Regions from separate parts of the Homo sapiens genome. Here region 1 is linked to region 2. A link is a loop called in an ENCODE intact Hi-C map of the cell type or tissue named here. Cell type or tissue: ascending aorta. All regions are shown on one strand.

What was found. Peaks named below come from ENCODE experiments on the same cell type or tissue, not always from the same donor. Only the 100,000 strongest peaks of a DNase experiment are listed, where the experiment ranks them.
Region 1: it touches region 2 in a loop (13-fold over the local background); 82 of 110 quality-filtered maps call a loop at or near these places.

What each region holds. Positions count from the first base shown.
Region 1 is chrX:129,928,091-129,936,090 of GRCh38, forward strand. UTP14A (UTP14A small subunit processome component) reads left to right here. Exons shown (of 15, transcript NM_006649.4): 15 at 1,246-1,662. The coding sequence ends at 1,518. LOC105373335 (a long non-coding RNA gene) reads right to left here and starts at 5,683. Exons shown (of 3, transcript NR_188631.1): 1 at 5,604-5,683; 2 at 1,668-1,805. RefSeq lists an enhancer at 3,153-3,272 and silencers at 3,513-3,752, 3,823-3,912, 3,993-4,072, 4,083-4,242, 4,273-4,742. In ascending aorta, no CTCF peak of the experiment used is centred here; DNase peaks (open chromatin) are centred at 3,551, 4,201 and 4,996; H3K4me3 peaks cover 2,558 bases; H3K27ac peaks cover 2,288 bases.
Region 2 is chrX:130,056,073-130,064,072 of GRCh38, forward strand. BCORL1 (BCL6 corepressor like 1) reads left to right here. Exons shown (of 14, transcript NM_001379451.1): 14 at 1-1,999. The coding sequence ends at 64. It overlaps ELF4 (E74 like ETS transcription factor 4), which reads right to left. Exons shown (of 9, transcript NM_001421.4): 9 at 7,883-8,000. Among named protein-coding and RNA genes, the nearest start is that of ELF4, 50 kb to the right of the region's middle. RefSeq lists silencers at 4,157-4,416, 4,437-4,736, 4,757-4,826. In ascending aorta, a CTCF peak has its summit at 4,625 (motif pointing left); DNase peaks (open chromatin) are centred at 4,269 and 4,609; H3K4me3 peaks cover 1,303 bases; H3K27ac peaks cover 1,772 bases.

The sequences.
Region 1 (8,000 bases), 130 kb before region 2:
GCTAAGTGGGCCGGGCATGGTGGTTCACACCTGTAATCCCAGCACTTTGGGAGGCCAAGGCGGGTGGATCACAAGGTCAGGAGATCGAGACCATCCTAACACAGTGAAACCCCATCTCTACTAAAAAAAAAAATACAAAAAAAAATTAGCCAGGCATGGTGGCAGGCCCCTGTAGTCCCAGCTACTAGGGAGGCTGAGGCAGGAGAATGGTGTGAACCTGGGAGGCGGAGCTTGCAGTGAGCCGAGATCACGCCACTGCACTCCAGCCTGGGAGACAGAGCGAGACTCCATCTCAAAAAAAAAAAAAAAAAAAAAAAAAAGATGAAACTAAGTGTAACGGCCTGGTAGAGTTCAGGATTCGGGTTCCTTAAAACATCAATCCTGGCCAGGCGCGGTGGCTCACGCCTGTAATCCCAGCACTTTGGGAGGCTGAGGCGGGTGGATCACGAGGTCAGGAGATCAAGACATCCTGGCTAACACGGTGAAACCCCGTCTCTACTAAAAATACAAAAAATTAGCCGGGCGTGGTGGTGGGCACCTGTAGTCCCAGCTACTCGGGAGGCTGAGGCAGGAGAATGGCGTGAACCCAGGAGGCAGAGCTTGCAGTGAGCGGAGATCGTGCCACTGCACTCCAGCCTGGGCGACAGAGCGAGACTCCGTCTCAAAAAACAAAAAAAAAATATCAATCCTAAGAGAGGGAAGGAGGAGACTGAAAGCATAAAGAGGGTAGAAAAGTCATAAAATCCACAGGGATACACAATGGTCTGGATTCTTGCAGTCACAGTGTTACATAGGAAAGCTCACTCTGGGACAACAGCCCTGGAGCTCCTGTAGCTAGATAGGGACAGTGTCACTTGTAATCCCAGCTACTTGGTAGGCAGAGGTTGCAGTGAGCAGAGATCACCCCACTGCACTCCAGCCTGGGCCACAGAGTGAGACTCTGTCTCAAAAAAAAGAAAAACAAAGATGGGCAGTGTCAGGGTGGTTTTTCAGACCCTGAATTGTTGAATAGATGGGGGATCCAGAGCCAACTCAGGCCCCCCTACTCCCAAATGTCATCAAACAGATTGAATTCCTAAGGGCAGATGGGAGCAATGGGACGCCTTGACCTCTCAGTCTCTTCACTTGCAGTCATCATGTGGAACCGTGGCCTGTACCAAAACAGTACCTGATGAAAGCTGCCATTACAGTATACAACTGCACCCCAGGCCTGCCTCATACCAAATCATTCTCCTTCCTTTCCAGGTACGAGTGCTTCCATATCCATTTACCCACCATTGGCAATTTGAAAGGACCATCCAGACCCCCATAGGATCCACATGGAACACCCAGAGGGCTTTCCAAAAGCTGACTACTCCCAAGGTCGTCACCAAGCCAGGCCATATCATTAACCCCATAAAAGCAGAAGACGTGGGCTACCGGTCTTCCTCAAGGTCGGACCTGTCTGTCATACAGAGGAATCCAAAACGAATCACCACACGTCACAAAAAACAGCTGAAGAAATGCTCTGTAGATTGAGTTGCTGGAGGAGTGACAGCCAGGAGCCCTGACTTCACTTCCTTTGGTCCAGTTTTACTCTGATACAGGGTGGATTCCAAAACTGGCTCAGTACATTGCATGTAGTTAAGCCACATTTTAAAAATAAAGGCATTTTTTAATCTATTTACCTGGAGTATATGTTGCATTGTCCCCCAGTGGGATCATTTCGTTCAAGTCAGACACCTTTGGACTCTACAGCATTGCATTTCTCGAGTTGCACTTGTCAGGGCCACCTCCTTTTCTTACCAAGGATTATGTAGTTGGTCCTAAATCGAAATGGAGAAAGTTAACTGTAGTCTGTAACCTTAAATATATCACATCAGATATGATCCACCATTAATAACTGCCAACTTGAAGAGACAGGGTTAATAATGATAAAATATTGTATATTTTAACCTCTGAACCTAGAAAGAGGATGTACAAACTGCAATTGGATTCTGCCCTAGACTGATCCTAAGACCAGGACGGTGCCGAAGCTGGGTTCTGTCCCCACAAGTCTAGCCACAGCCATTTTTTTCACATGTGTGAGCTTCCCAGCTTGTACAGGCTGCTGTCTACAATATCTCATATATAACCTTCTACTTATTTTCTCATAAGAAGACCAGGAGGTTTGACCCTTATTTTGTAGATAAAGGTAGATGTGATTTCAGAAGTAAACCTCTATTGCCTTTCCTTCCTAACTCAGGGCCCACTCCTCACCATTGATTGAAAGTGTAGTTTATTCAAGCATTGCTTTGCTATATGACAGTTCACATGGGCTTCTCAGCTCTGAGGAACTTGGCCTGGCTTTGGATGGCAAGAAATATACGGAAAGAGCCCCTGCAGCTGAGTTTCCTAACAAGGAATTTGGGAAACCCCTCTGATTCCAAAATGACACCACTACTGCACCTTGCCTCCTACCTTGGAGATTCAGTCCTATCCCCAGTATTCTTAGACCACAGTGGGTTCATTTTTGTGTCACAGGCCCCTCTAAAAATATGTTGAACGTTATGAACCGTCTCCAGAAAAATGTGCACACACACACATTTGTATGGCATTTTACATACAGTTTCAGGGGTTTTCAAGACATTTGGAATCCCTGGGCCAAAAGCTGTACCACTCCAAGTTTTCTTTTGCAATCCCCCCAACAGATACGGCCTTCTGAGCACACCACTCTCCAAATCAGTTCCAAAACGTTTAGACCTCAATGGTAGCTAGTCCCAGTTATCTTTATAAGAGAAAATTTTCAGAATAGAGCGTGCATCTAGTGTTACACATTAAACTGAAGTGAAAAGCCAAAGGATAAATTTATATGAATTCCCCAGTGGGGTCCCCTGTGGCCCCCTACTATTGCTCATCCTCTTAAGAAACAACCTGGGACTGGGAAGGTAAGGGAAATGAGTATGTTGAGCAGTGTTCAGTGCCCAAAAGGCATGCTTAAGTATCCATTGGCTTGAGATTATCCACGATCCACTCGCTGGTTGACACTTAAGTCAGTAGCCAGTGGTAGGGGATGCGGGAGCCCTGCCCACTCCTGCCTCCGTTTAAGAGACCACAACATTCTCTTGCACTCTTTTGAGCACAAAGCTGCTACCTCCGTCCCACCCACCCCCCAAATTGAGGCGCCCAATCAAGTGTCCCCGGTAAATGGCCAATCCCCGTCTACTTTCCCCGGACCCTCTTCAGCTCCGTTTGCTCCCCACTACCCAGGAGTGATGCAAGCCACCCCATCCTTCAAAGGAGAAGGCAGGTGCCAGAGCGTGCTATAAACGACGCCCATTCCCAGCCTTCCAAGCCCCCAAACAGATTCGATTGTTGTTTCGTGGGGCTTTTTTTTCTTTTCTTCCTCCGAACCTCCGAAGTGTTCTCCCTTCCCATTGGCCGAAGCTGCCCCTTGACGCCACCCTGGCCTTGCTCGCTGATTGGTCCACTCTGGATGTGCCCAAGCCTTTTTCCCAGGGTGTGGCGCCCCCCCGCCCCCAACAGGGTTCTGACCCCTGGCTCCTCCCTTCCCCCCAAGCCCCCCTCTCTGTTCCGAATGGTTCCGCCCTGGCTCGGCTCCCCCACGGCCCAGGCCGCTGCCCTTAGGGCCCCCGGACGGGGCGGGGCACGCTGGGGACGGGCAGAGGGCGGTGGTGGCGCCTTCCTGCCGAGTCCGAGGCCGCCCCCGCCACCCTTCTCTAATCCTTGTAGGTCCCACTTTCCCCTGGGCAGTTCTCCTCCTGCATCGGTAGCCCCGTCCCGTCTGTGCAGCCCCCACCGTGGTCTTTGGGTCATCTCGAAGAGCTGCGTTAAATCCCTGCCCTCAGCGCTGCACACACGCCCATCCGCCTCCACCCTCGGGTCCCCGCACCACCCCCTTTTCCCGTGTCGGCTCCCCCTTCCCCTCCCGAGACCGCGGAAGCTCCGACCCCCTTCCCTCGCTGACTGTCCATCCCCAGGACCCCCGTCCCTGTGTGTGGCCAGTCCCAGCGGCCTCTCCTTCGCGGCCTCCCTTCGCCTTCGTGGCCAGCGTGGTGGAGCACTCCCGCCCCCCTTTTCTCCGTACCCCCGCGCTCCCTTATGTTGTCCCTTCTTGTCCCTCTCTAAGTCCCTCCCACACTATGCCCCCCCGCGGTACACACACACCCCTCCCCGCGAGGCGTCCCCCGGCGCCCCTCCCCTACCCCCGCTCGTCTATGCCCCTCCCACCCACCCCGTCCTTTTGTCTCCTCTTTGGTCTCTAAGTCCCCCGCCCCTCCCTCGCTCCCGCCCTCACTCCCCCGAGCACGCTCTTATCTTCCCCAGGTCCCAGCGCCCCGCCCCGCGGCCGCGCCCCGCGGCCCCCTCCCTTCCGCGGCCCCGTCTCCGCCCTCCGCGCTCCGCCCTCCCCCCCGCGGCTCCTGCCCGCCAGCCCGGCCGGCCTCCGGTTCCCGGGTCGCTCCTCCTGCGGCAGCCGCCGCTCCCCGACCCACCCTTCCCGGGCCGGCGGCTCGCGTTCCCGCGCGGTCTCCCCACACACGCACTCCCGCCGCCCCGCTCCGCTCGCTCGCTCGCCGAGGCCCTGCAGCGGCCCGGCCCAGCGCAGCGCGCAGCCCGCAGCCCGTCCTCGGGGAGCCTCGGCGCCCCGTGGCCGCAGGCACCTCGCGGACAGGCGGGCTGGCGGCCCGGGAGCGCGAACCCGAGCCGGGCTGGGTGTCCCTCGCCCAGCCTGGCCCTCGGAAGCCTCGCGGGGCGCAGGGGCCCGTCGGAAATGTTTGGGGGACGGGCCGGCCGCGGTTCCTCCCGCAGCCCAGGCCGGGCCGGCGCGTCCCGGGGAGTCGCCGCGACCTTATCTCCGAGGATGACTTGATCCGGAGCCTCCTCCCGGCTCCCGCCCCAAACCTGTGCCACCAACGCGCGAAGCGCAGCTGAGACTCGCGGCTGGCGGGAGGAGGGCGGGGGACTGTCCTGAAAATGCCCAAGCCGTGAGGGATCCTAAGCCGACCGTCAGACCCGGAGAGGCGAGGTCTAGTGACACGTCCCTGCCACCCAGGGAAAGAGGGCGAGCCCACGCCAAGCGCCACGGATCCCTGCCTCTCCGCCCAGGGTTCTCCCCACTACGCATTGCAGAGCCCTTGGATAGACCTCGCCGGACCCAGAGTGAGGGACGTGGCTCAAGTCGACAGAACACCCAGCCACCCACCCACATGCCAATAGACACTTTTAAAAAGTCTGATCGGGTCGGGCTCGGTGGCTCACGCCTGTACTCCCAACACTTTGGGAGGTCGAGGTGGGCGGGTCACGGGAGGTCAGGAGTTCGAGACCACCCTGACCAACATGGCGAAACCCCATCTCTACTAAAAATACAAAAATTAGCCGGGCGTGGTGGTGGGCGCCTGTAGTCCCAGCTACTCGGGAGGCTGAGGCATGAGAATCGCTTGAACCCAGGAGGTGTAGGTTCCAGTGAGCCAAAATCGCGCCACTGCACTCCAGCCTGGGCAACAGAGTGAGACTCTGTCTCAAAAAAAAAAAAAAAAAAAAAGAATAAAAAGTCTTCGATGATGCCCAAGTTGACCGTGTTTCCTCGCCCGAACCTCTTCTCCCAAGCCCTCACTCAGTCTTACCTACTTACCCACCAGACTGGAAGCTCTTTGAAGGGGTTCCTGTTTGTTGCAGTGGCTCACTCAATGGATCCCTTGTGATTGGTGGACAAGTGGATGTATTTGTTAACTGCTCGCCTTTGGGATCTGTGTCATTGTGTGACTTAAGGTTGTAAACTCGGGAGGGCCAGGACCGGGTGGGGATTACTAGCTCGTGCCAGGCACAGCATGATACCCAAAGGGATGGGCCATCAATGCTTTTTGAGACTGATGTAACTAATTATGCAGGAGGCAGATGCCTACCTCTTGGTCCCCAGAACTGCCAGTTCCAGGGCTAAGTCTGAGTGAGGAAGAAACGAAGGAGCTGTCTTAGCTCATCCCTAATGGGAGGCCGACTCGCTGGGACTAGATATGGCTGCAGTCACCACACGAACACACCGGGTGACGTGACTTTCTAGTACTAGGAATACTTTGCAGGGAGCCAGAAACTCGACTTTAACTCCAGTTTGCAACTGGAGCTGGGAGGCAGAAAGTAGCCAGGTTTTTCTCAGTGTGAAGCAAACTGTCCCGTGTAAGGATCAAACCTGTAGTTCTTCATCCATTACCCCAAGGTCGACCTGAAGCCCGATCTGTCAGAAGAGGGAGGCTGCAAACAAACTGGACCTGAGGTCAACAGCACTTACCCCAGGGGCCGGGGGGTGGGGGGTGGACAGTGGAAGCACTCCTTCCTCCCATTTACGGATGCAAGATTCACCCTGTACTTTGCAGCTCATTTGTAACCTGGTCGCTTTAGAGTTGGTCCAGCTCCCTGCCCACCTCACACCTCCACCCCCAGCCAGACGGGTCCTCTCTGTCCTTCCTCAGCCCTACACTGTCTTCGCCCAAGTCAGCCTGCTCTAAATGGACAAGGTCAGTGATCCAAGCAGAAACTGAAATAGTAACAATCGGACAGTGTCAAGAGACTCCGGCAGAGATGCCTCGGAGCGCCCGGCCTCCTCCTCTGCCTTGGCACAGATGTTCTTATTGTCCTGGAAAGAAATACCAAATTCCCTCCCCAAGCGTGAAGCGAGGATACTCTGGGACTTAGCCTCCAAGGACAGAGTCGCCTTCCCAGCCCAGTTCCCCTGCCCCCTAATCAGACTGAGATAGTCACCATCCCTCTTCCCCATCCTAGCCAAGACTTCTCCCCCTCACCAAGGAGATTATGGGGAGTGGGGCTGGAGCTGCATGAGAAGATTGCTAAACTGTTCTACAGTCCTCTTTAGGGACTGTTAGCACATCAAAATACATATTTGGAAAATGCTCACAATTAACACTGGGAGAAAAACAGTAAACACAGTGTCACTTTGCCAGGCTCAACAGTTTTGTTTTGTTTTGTTTAAATGCTAATGGCCTCAAATGGGGAGCAGCATCCATCAGTTAAATAAACAAGCCATTAGACTGAGACTAGAAGTGTCAACACATGACTAATCTACTAATTGGGAGAAGGCATGGTGTAGTGAGGAGCAAGGCAGCAAAGCATGCTGGAGGCTGTGGAGTGGACTTGCTTACACGCAGAAGCACGTGGGGTTGGAGCCAACGAGACCTGAGTTTGAGTCCTGCCTCGATCAGTTGTCAGCTGTGTGGCCTTCAGTGAGTTATTTCATTTTCCTGAGCCGCTGTTTCACATTCTGTGAAATAGGGACATTAATAGTACCTACACCACAGGGTTGTTATAGGAATGAACTGAGATAATACAAGTTCTTGGTGCGATGTAGGAGCCTGCCACATCGTAAGTGTTTGATGTCTGTTGGCTGTTATTGATCATAATAAAATACCTTGTGTACAGTAGACTCAAAAAATAGATAAAAAAATGACTTGTGGTCGCTAGATATTAGCAATAAAATGGTGAACATGGTCTCTAGACCCCCTACCAAAAACAACTGGCAAAGGGGATGCTTTTGGTGGGTTAATTCCAACTTCTTCAGGCCATCCCTTTAACCTGGAATTCACTCCAGCTCTTAAGGATGGACTGTCCTGCCTGAGGGTTGCTGGGCTCTGGGGTCTGCTCTCCTGGCACCTGCCTAAGAGGCCTGGGTTAAGCTAGCCCTCCCAGGTGGGGACCAGCCAGGTACAATGCTGAGCATCCTTCCACAGCCAGCCAGGCCCATTCTGGCAGAGTACTGCAGGCTGTTCTTGGTTGCCCTCCTTCCTGTTGTGGTGATCACAATATTGAGAGGGGCCAGACTGTGGAAGAAGGGAAGCAGGGAGAGGCACACAGGACTCCCAGGAGAAATAACTGTGACCTAGACGAAGTCCTTGGTCTTTGCTGCCTTGCCCCACCTTCTTTGAAGCCCCATGTCCTCCCAGTCACCTGCTAAGAAGGCCTGTTTTCAACCAAATGGAGTCTTCCTCTTCACTTGCCAGCCCTACACTCCTTCA
Region 2 (8,000 bases):
GTACGAGCCAGACCTACTTCGGCTCCTAGGGTCCGAGGTGGAATTCCAGTCTTGCAACAGTTGACCGGGAAAACAGCCCCTCCTCTTCTTTCTCCTTCCGAGTTCGCCCTTCCCCCACCTCCTTGTCTTTCCCCGACCGAGCACCAGACTGCAGAATGAGGCAATAATACGGACCAACAAGAAGCCGCCTTATCAATGCCAGCATTAGCGACTGGACTGTTTTTGTTTTTTTGGTTACAATTAGTTCTCATCTCCCTGTCGTCGTCATTGTTATCGTGGTTGCTGATGGGGGTGGAAAGTTGAACTCCATGTCTGAGGACAAGAGGTCCCGGGGGTGGTGGGAGGTGGCGCCGGGGTCCCTTGGACTGGCCTCCTTGTTCATGACCAAGACCAAACCTGGGCCCTGGATGGCCTTGGCCTGTCCCGAGGAGAAATGAGAAAATCCCAGATCTCTGAGCGCCCCCCAACTCCATTCCCCTGTGTTCTTCTGTCTTCTGTAGTATTTATTTTATTAGTATTTAATTTGTATTGTTTCATTGGTTTCTGATAAGTCTGTATCACTGTGACGATTTGAGACAACTTGTTGTATTGAGGGACTTTCTGTACCTCCTTTTCTTTTTCTTTGTTGATGAGCTCTGACAAAGCTATTCCCTGGTGTTTTTTTCCCCCACTGGGGAGGGGGTGAGGTGGAATGGGGTGGGGGAACATGGACTTGTGACTAACGAAGCTGGTTGCTGCTGGCCCAGGGCTGGGGGCTTGGGGGTAAATCCTGAGGCTTTGGTGCTCCCCCACCCACCCATTCCCGCCCTTTGCAGCAGCCCCGCTATCTTGAGATTAGTGTTGACAGGGAGGGGAGGATTGTGAGGTGAGGGGTTAATAAGTTACTCTAATAAAGGAGCGTGGAGAAGGGATCTGAGGGGTGAGGGTGGCCCCCCTCCTCACGCCTTCTTCACTGCCCCCCTCAGAGTGCACAATACGAGTTTGTTCCTGCCTCCACTCTCCCACCCCGTTCTGGCCTCCCTGTCTCAAGATACTGAGCCTCTCACCTCCCAGCCCTCAGCCACCCCCATCCCTGCCCCTTCTGAGACTCACAGCACCCCTTTCCTTCCTCTCCTCCCACCTCCTCCCTCAGCCCCTCATTCTCCTTGGGAATCTGCAGAGGGCTCTGGGACTCACTGCCGGATGTGAAATCCAGGCGTCAGCTGTTTCCTAGGCAAGGGCAGGAAAGTGGTCTCCAGCCCTTGCTCCACTCATGCCTGGGGGCCTGGGGCTGAGTGGTATCCCTACCTGGCCTCCCCCTGGCCTCTGGGCCTCCAGCGCTGGGTTTGTCGAGTGAGAGAGAGAGAGGAGCTTGGGTTGCTTCCCTGTCCCCGCCCCCTCTGTGGCATTGTCCCTCCCACTCTTATTTTTCTACCAATTGCTATTTTTCCGAACAATCCTTGTAGAGTATGTACCATCCAAAGGCAGGAGGGCCTCGCCGTGGCCGGCTCTGGTTGGAGATGGTACAGTTTTATTGTACAGGTGCTAAAACAACAACAACAAAAAAGAAAATGGAAAAAAAAAAGATTAAAAAAAAAAGGAAAAAAAAAAAGCCAGTTTGAGGATGGGACAATCTGTTCTCTAGAGGCTCCTGAGCCATGCGGGAGCATTGGTGGTTATTTTCTTTGTATTGTGTTTGTTCTTTGTTCCTGGGGGGGAAGTTCTCGGCCCCCTTCTGTAGGACTGCTCCCCACCCCCACCATACTGCCCAGTTGGTTTTGAACAGTTGTTTTCCCTTTTTAAGAAAAAAAAATACATATATATATACATATATATATATAAAGTTGAGGGGTTTTGGACTTTAATTTGTTGGTTTTGTTGGGGTTCCTGGTATTGTGTAGTTTATTTCATGTTCTGTTTGCCTTTCCTTTTTTCGCATTTGGGTGTATATTCTGGCTGCCCTTTATGTTTCATTTTAAGCAACTGGCTGTGGAGTCAAAAACACTTGCATACTGAAAAACCTGTGTCAGGGCTTCTGTCTCCCGTCTCTCTTTTTCTCTCCCGTCTCTCTTTTTCTCTCCTCCCCTTTGGGACTTTTTGGTGGTTTCAGAAGGTGGGCATTGTGATTCAGTAAATGGGGAGCCCCCGCCATCCTGCTTTGCAGCTGTGGGTCCCAAGGGGTACGATGAATAAAGGCAAGGTGGAGTGGCTAGTGAACATTGGGTCACGATCTGGAAAGAAAAAGAAAGGGGCAAATCCTGGGGGCGGGGCCAGTGGGGGCAAATGGAGCATCTGGCTCCTGTTGCTTTGGTTTGGGGTTGAAGCAGGTGCCTGGGCAGTCCTTGTTTACATAGGAGTAGCAGGGTTGGAGGAAGTAGCCTTCTCTGTGGTGGCTGTGGGAATAAGCCTCCTTAAGGAAGTCCCCTGCTTGCCCTAGGCCACCCTGCCGAGGTGGCATCTGGCTGCATGGCCTCATCACTGCCCTCACTGTTGTGCCAGTGCTCCCCACCCACGGTGCAGGCCTTCCATGGTTCTGTTTTCCTGCCACCGAGCTACCATGAAGGCAAGATGCCCATCCTGGATTTTGCAGTTTTTCCTCCCACTTCTGAAAAACAGTGGTAGAAGCTATGATTCTTGTGATTGCTGGTTCCAGAATGCACCAGTGACTGAGAGGAAGAGGATGTTCGAGAGGCCTGGGATGAGGCCCTTTGAAGCTCTATTCTCTTAGGGCTTCTCACTGTGGCTTTCGAGTCTGGAGAGCCCTGTTAGAGAGTGTAGAGGCGAAGGGATCTGTGCGTCTGGCTGGCTGGAGTCCAGCCGTCCTCAGGAGTGAACTCTAAGCTGCTGTCTTTGCTCAAGCCTCAGAAGCTTGGCTCGACCCAGGTCCAAGCATCATCCTCTTTGAACCATAGCATTAATCTTCCTCATTGGCCGTCCTCTCCCCACTTTCTGATCCCAAGGCCCTATGCAATAGCCACCTTTGTCAGATTCCCAAACAAGCCCACAGTGGTTCTGAATTCAGGTCGATCCTGTGCTTGGAACTTGCAGTTAAGTCAAGAAATCTGACATGTTGATAGGTTATAAAGCCATGTGGTGAGTATAAGAATTCAACTAGTCCCAGGATGCTATGGGAGCTCAGAAGCATGGGCAAGGGCCCTGGGAACACATCCTAGAAGAGGTGATGCCTAGTTGATACTTTAAAAAGTAGAAATGCAGGAATTAGAGGTGGCAGGGAAGAGTGTTTGAACTGAGAGGACAATCTGAGCAAAGGCTTGGATACAAGGGGAGTTAAAAGCAAAACCAAACAGCAGATTGTTTTATTGCTTTTGGGGTTCTTTGCCCACGGCTTACCTGGAGTCCCACTGCCCTTCTGCCAGGTTGGAAAGATCAAGGCAGGAAGTATGGGCCGTGGCATTAAATCTACATCCCCGGTCAGGATTGGGGTGAGGATGGCTTGGTGGCCTCTTATTAAATGATCTCCCAGTCCTTTTAGTATGGTGTAGAGGAAAGAGCCAGCACCACTCCTAACTACCTAGGCTGACCTTGGGCGAGAACCTAATCTTTCCCAGCCTTAATTGCTCCATCAGCCAAATGGAGGCCAATGTACCCACCTACTGACAGAGCATCACACTGAGGACCATAAAGATCTGTTTAGCCAAAATTAGTTCCTCCTTCATGCCGAGCTCACGAACCTATGGTTAATGAGGGTCTTATCAGAACGCTCTTTGGGCTTGAAAGAGAGGCTCTGTTCAAGTCTTGGTGGGAGGAGGGATAGTCTCCGCATCCCTATTTGGGGTAGGTGGGGTTGGGGGCGGTGGTGAATGGGGCAGTAAACTCCTGCTCGGTCCATACTCTAACCCAATAACCGGGAGGCCTGGTGGGTGTTTAACTGTGTCCTGCCCATGCAAAGACCAGTGTGTGTGTGTTTGGGAAGGGTGGGGTCCGCCCCAGGGGCGTCTGCTCAACTGCTGGGCAGGGGGACGCGAAGTGCTCGGGCCTTCTGGATCCCGCAGCAGGATCCGGGCCGGGGCTCCACTCGTTTCCCTAGCGCTCCGGCTGCCACCGCGCGGGGGTCGGCCGAGCCGCAGCGTCCGGCCTCTGGGGGCGACGTCTTTAGGCCCCGCGCCGGTCCTTGGGAGCCGGGCTCGTGCGGCGGACGGTCAGGTCCCTCCGCTAGCAAACGGCTGTCTGGGGCGCCTCGATCGCTCTCCCGCTTCACGGTAGAAGGCGGCGGCGCGCGAGGGGAGGGGAGGGCAGGCCGGGTGACTGCGACTCCGCGTGCTCACCTGCTGGTCCGCGAGGCTGAGGGAGGGGGCGCCGGGGGCGGGGCCAGAGCGCGGCTGGCCAATGGGGGAGCGCATTCGGCGGCCGGCTAAATTCCCCCTGGAAAGTGAAGGGGGCTGGGGTCGAGGGGAAAGTTCGAAGCTCCGGAGCAGCGGAGGGCTTTGGTGGCGGCCAGAACCATCCGGGGACAGTTGCAGGCGCAGGGGCAAGATCGGGGGACCGGAAGACGCCAGCCGCGGCCGCGGCCGCCTCCGCCAGGGACGGTAGGCCCAACCCTGGCTGCCCCTCCCTTCCCGGGCCCCGCCGGGCCACTCTCCCGCCATCGCTGGCTCGACAGCGCCACCTGCTGGACGTCGGCCTCCACGTCCGGCGCGCCGGGGCCCGAAGTTCTCGGAGGCTGGGACCTCAGTCTGGGAGGGGAAGGAGCTCACTCACCCCAGGTCCAGCGGCTTCAGAGCTGGAGGCAACTGCCTCTTTTGGAGTACAAGATGGGATCAGAAAGGCCTGTGACCGTCAGAATAACTTCTTGTCCCGCCCCACCCACCGGAGCTGACACTTCCACCGCACAGCCCCACCCAGGGGTGAGGAAATAGTGGCGAGGCAGTCCCTGGAAGCGGGCAGCAGCAAAGGGCGGGAGTTCGGGAGTTGCACGTGGCACCTGGTGACAGCAACGCACAGCTGGCAAGCAGCCCTGGGCTCCTCATGGACCCTGTGATCCGGGGATGTCTGTTAACACTCCAGGGGCAAAGGAAGTAGCCGCCTGCAGTGTTATAGGAGCGGGCAGAAAGCTGCCTTAGCTCCCAAGTGTGGATTGTCCTCCTCCCTCTCCTCTTGCCTGCCATAGCATAGGGCAGAAGTCTCAGAATTAAAATCAGGACCAGTTCCTTCTTTCAATAAGCATTTATTAAGAACCTACTGTGTGCTAGGCACTAGGGATATATCAGTGACTAACACACAGTCCCTGTCCTTGAGGAGCTCACAGCCTATTGGCGGGGAACCCTACATAAACACGTAATTAAAGAACTGTACTGTGCTAAGTGCTACCATAAGAGGTATTTACAAAGTGCTGTGAGGTGGCTCAGGGCTGTAATCCCAGCACCTTGGGAGGCTGAGGTGGGCGGATCACTTGAGGTCAAGAGTTCGAGACCAGCCTGGCTAACATGGTGAAACCCGTTCTCTACTAAAAATACAAAAATTAGCCGGGCGTGGTGGCACGCAGCTGTAGTCACAGCTACTTGGGAGGCTGAGGCAGGAGAACCGCTTGAACTCGGGAGGCAGAGGCTGCAGTGACCCAAGATCGCACCACTGCGCTCCAGCCTGGGCAACGGAGGGAGACTCTATCTCAAAAAAATAAAGAAAACAAAGTGCTGTGGGAACCCAGAGGAGGGAGTAACATATCAGCTGCTGGGAGATGAGGGTCATCTCTTGACTCCTGACTCCATTAAACCAAGAAAAGGCAGAGACTTACTGCCACATGACTCTGGTTAAAATGAACCTGTCTCCTGAGGTTCTCCTCTAGCCCTCTCCCATAACTGTATCAGCACAGGTTAATTGGTTTAGCTAGTTTCACACTTGGAGTAGGAAAGAAACTGGACAGGGAAGTTGCTTTAGGGGTAGAGGATGTTCAAAATAGTAACAAATTTTGAGTGCTAAGATGGGGGGGTGGGGTTGGGGATACCATGAGGGCACTGAGCCAGGGAGGGCAGGCCCAGAGCAGTGGAGCACCTGGGGTGAGTGCCTGTGCAGAGGGGAGGTCAGAGGTCACCTACCTCAAAGTTTGGTCCCCATCTCCCACCGGCTCCATCAGTAACCATTACCTTGATCCTTTGTACTGTGCCATGTTACGTGGTTGATACAGTCCCTCCCACTCCTCAAGGAGGTAATGTGCTAATTGGGGACACTAAATAGGTACAGGTCATTGAAGATTTAAGTAACAGTTTGCATTATAATAGATGTCACAGGGTGTTCATGATCAGTTGCTGAAAGAGTGGCAATTGCAATAAGTTTTAAATAACTCACTTAGGACAGACTGGTCTGGGGAGGCAGAGTCCATGAATCGAGTCTTGAAGGAGGGACACAATTTAATTGGTACTAGCAGGATAGGAAGGACATTCTGATTGAGTGGAACCAATCAGATCTTGAAGGATGGATTGTACTTTTTTTCTTTTCTTTTTTTTTTTTTTTTTTTTTGAGACAGTCTTGCTTTGATCACCCAGGTACAATCTCGACTCACTGCAAATTCCACCTCCAGGTTCAAGGGATTCTCTGCCTCAGCCTCCCCAGTAGCTGGGATTATAGGTGCGTGCCACCAAGCCCGGTTAATTTTTGTATTTTTAGTAGAGATGGGGTTTCGCCATATTGGCCATGTTGGTCTCCAACTCCTGACCTCAGGTGATCCGCCCACCTCAGCTTCCCAAAGTGCTGGGATCACAGGCGTGAGCCACTGTGCCTGGCTGTGGATGGATTTTCTTTCTTTCCTTTTCGTTTCTTTTTTTTTTTTTTTTTTTTTTCAAGATGGAGTCTCACTCTGTCGCCAGGCTGGAGTGCAGTGGCGCGATCTCGGCTCATTGCAACCTCTGCCTCCCGGGTTGAAGTGTTTCTCCTGCCTCAGCCTCCCGAGTAGCTGGGACTACAGGCACACACCACCATGCCCAGCTAATTTTTGTATTTTTAGTGGAGACGGGGTTTCACCATGTTGGCCAGGATGATCTCGATCTCTTGACCTCGTGATCTGCCTGCCTCGGCCTCACAAAGTGCTCGGATTACAGGCATGAGCCACCGCGCATGGCCAATGGATTGTATTTCTAAAGGAAAAGATACATAGAAGGGAAGAATATTCATTAAGAAAACACAGGAGTGTGTAAATAATGTTGAGTTTGTCTGTATTGCCTAGAGCAGGTAAAAGATAAATGGAGGATCTTGGTTTCCAGGTTTAAAATGCTTAGAATATATGTAGTAGATAATAAGAGCAAAAGCACAGAGTTTGGAAATTGTAAACAGAGGCATGTTCACAGGCCAGCAAATCCATCAGTTTGACTGGAGCAGTGCCTTGGGGTATGAGTGGTGGCAGAAGGAGCAGGGTGAGTTGACTGGGGAAGTCAGTTAAGACCCAAAGGTGAAGGGTCTTGATGGCAGGCCAAGGACTTGGGGCTTTGTCCTGAAGACAGGGCTGATGCTAAGCTTAAAATACTTCCGGAGCTACTGCCCTGAGCCCAAGTGCTCCCCCATCCCTATTCCAGGACCCCTGGACTGGCTTCAGCAACGAAAGGGCTAAGTTTAGAAAGGATTAGAGATTAAGTATTTTGAGTATCACCCCTACCTGTAGGCCAGGAGGAGTCAGTGAGGGCTTTTTATCAAAGGGCAAATGGGAGGGGTTGAGACAGATCACGCTGGGAGCCCCTGTGTGTCTTGGGTAGTTTGAACTAGGGTGGAGGCTTCTGGGAATGTGGAAGAAAGGCGAGGTTTTACGGACATTGCAAACCACAAGCTGGACTTCGGGAGACGGGAGAGGGGGATGGGGGTGAAGTGAAGGCAACGATCAGACAGCTCTGAAATTTCAAATTTAAGAGGTCAGGAAAACAGTGGCACCATTAACAGAAATAGGCAAGTCGTGACGGCCTTTTTGTTTGCTTGATTTTTATTATTATTATTATTATTATTATTATTATTATTATTATACTTTAAGTTCTGGGATACATGTGCAGAACGTGCAGGTTTGTTACATAGGTATACATGTG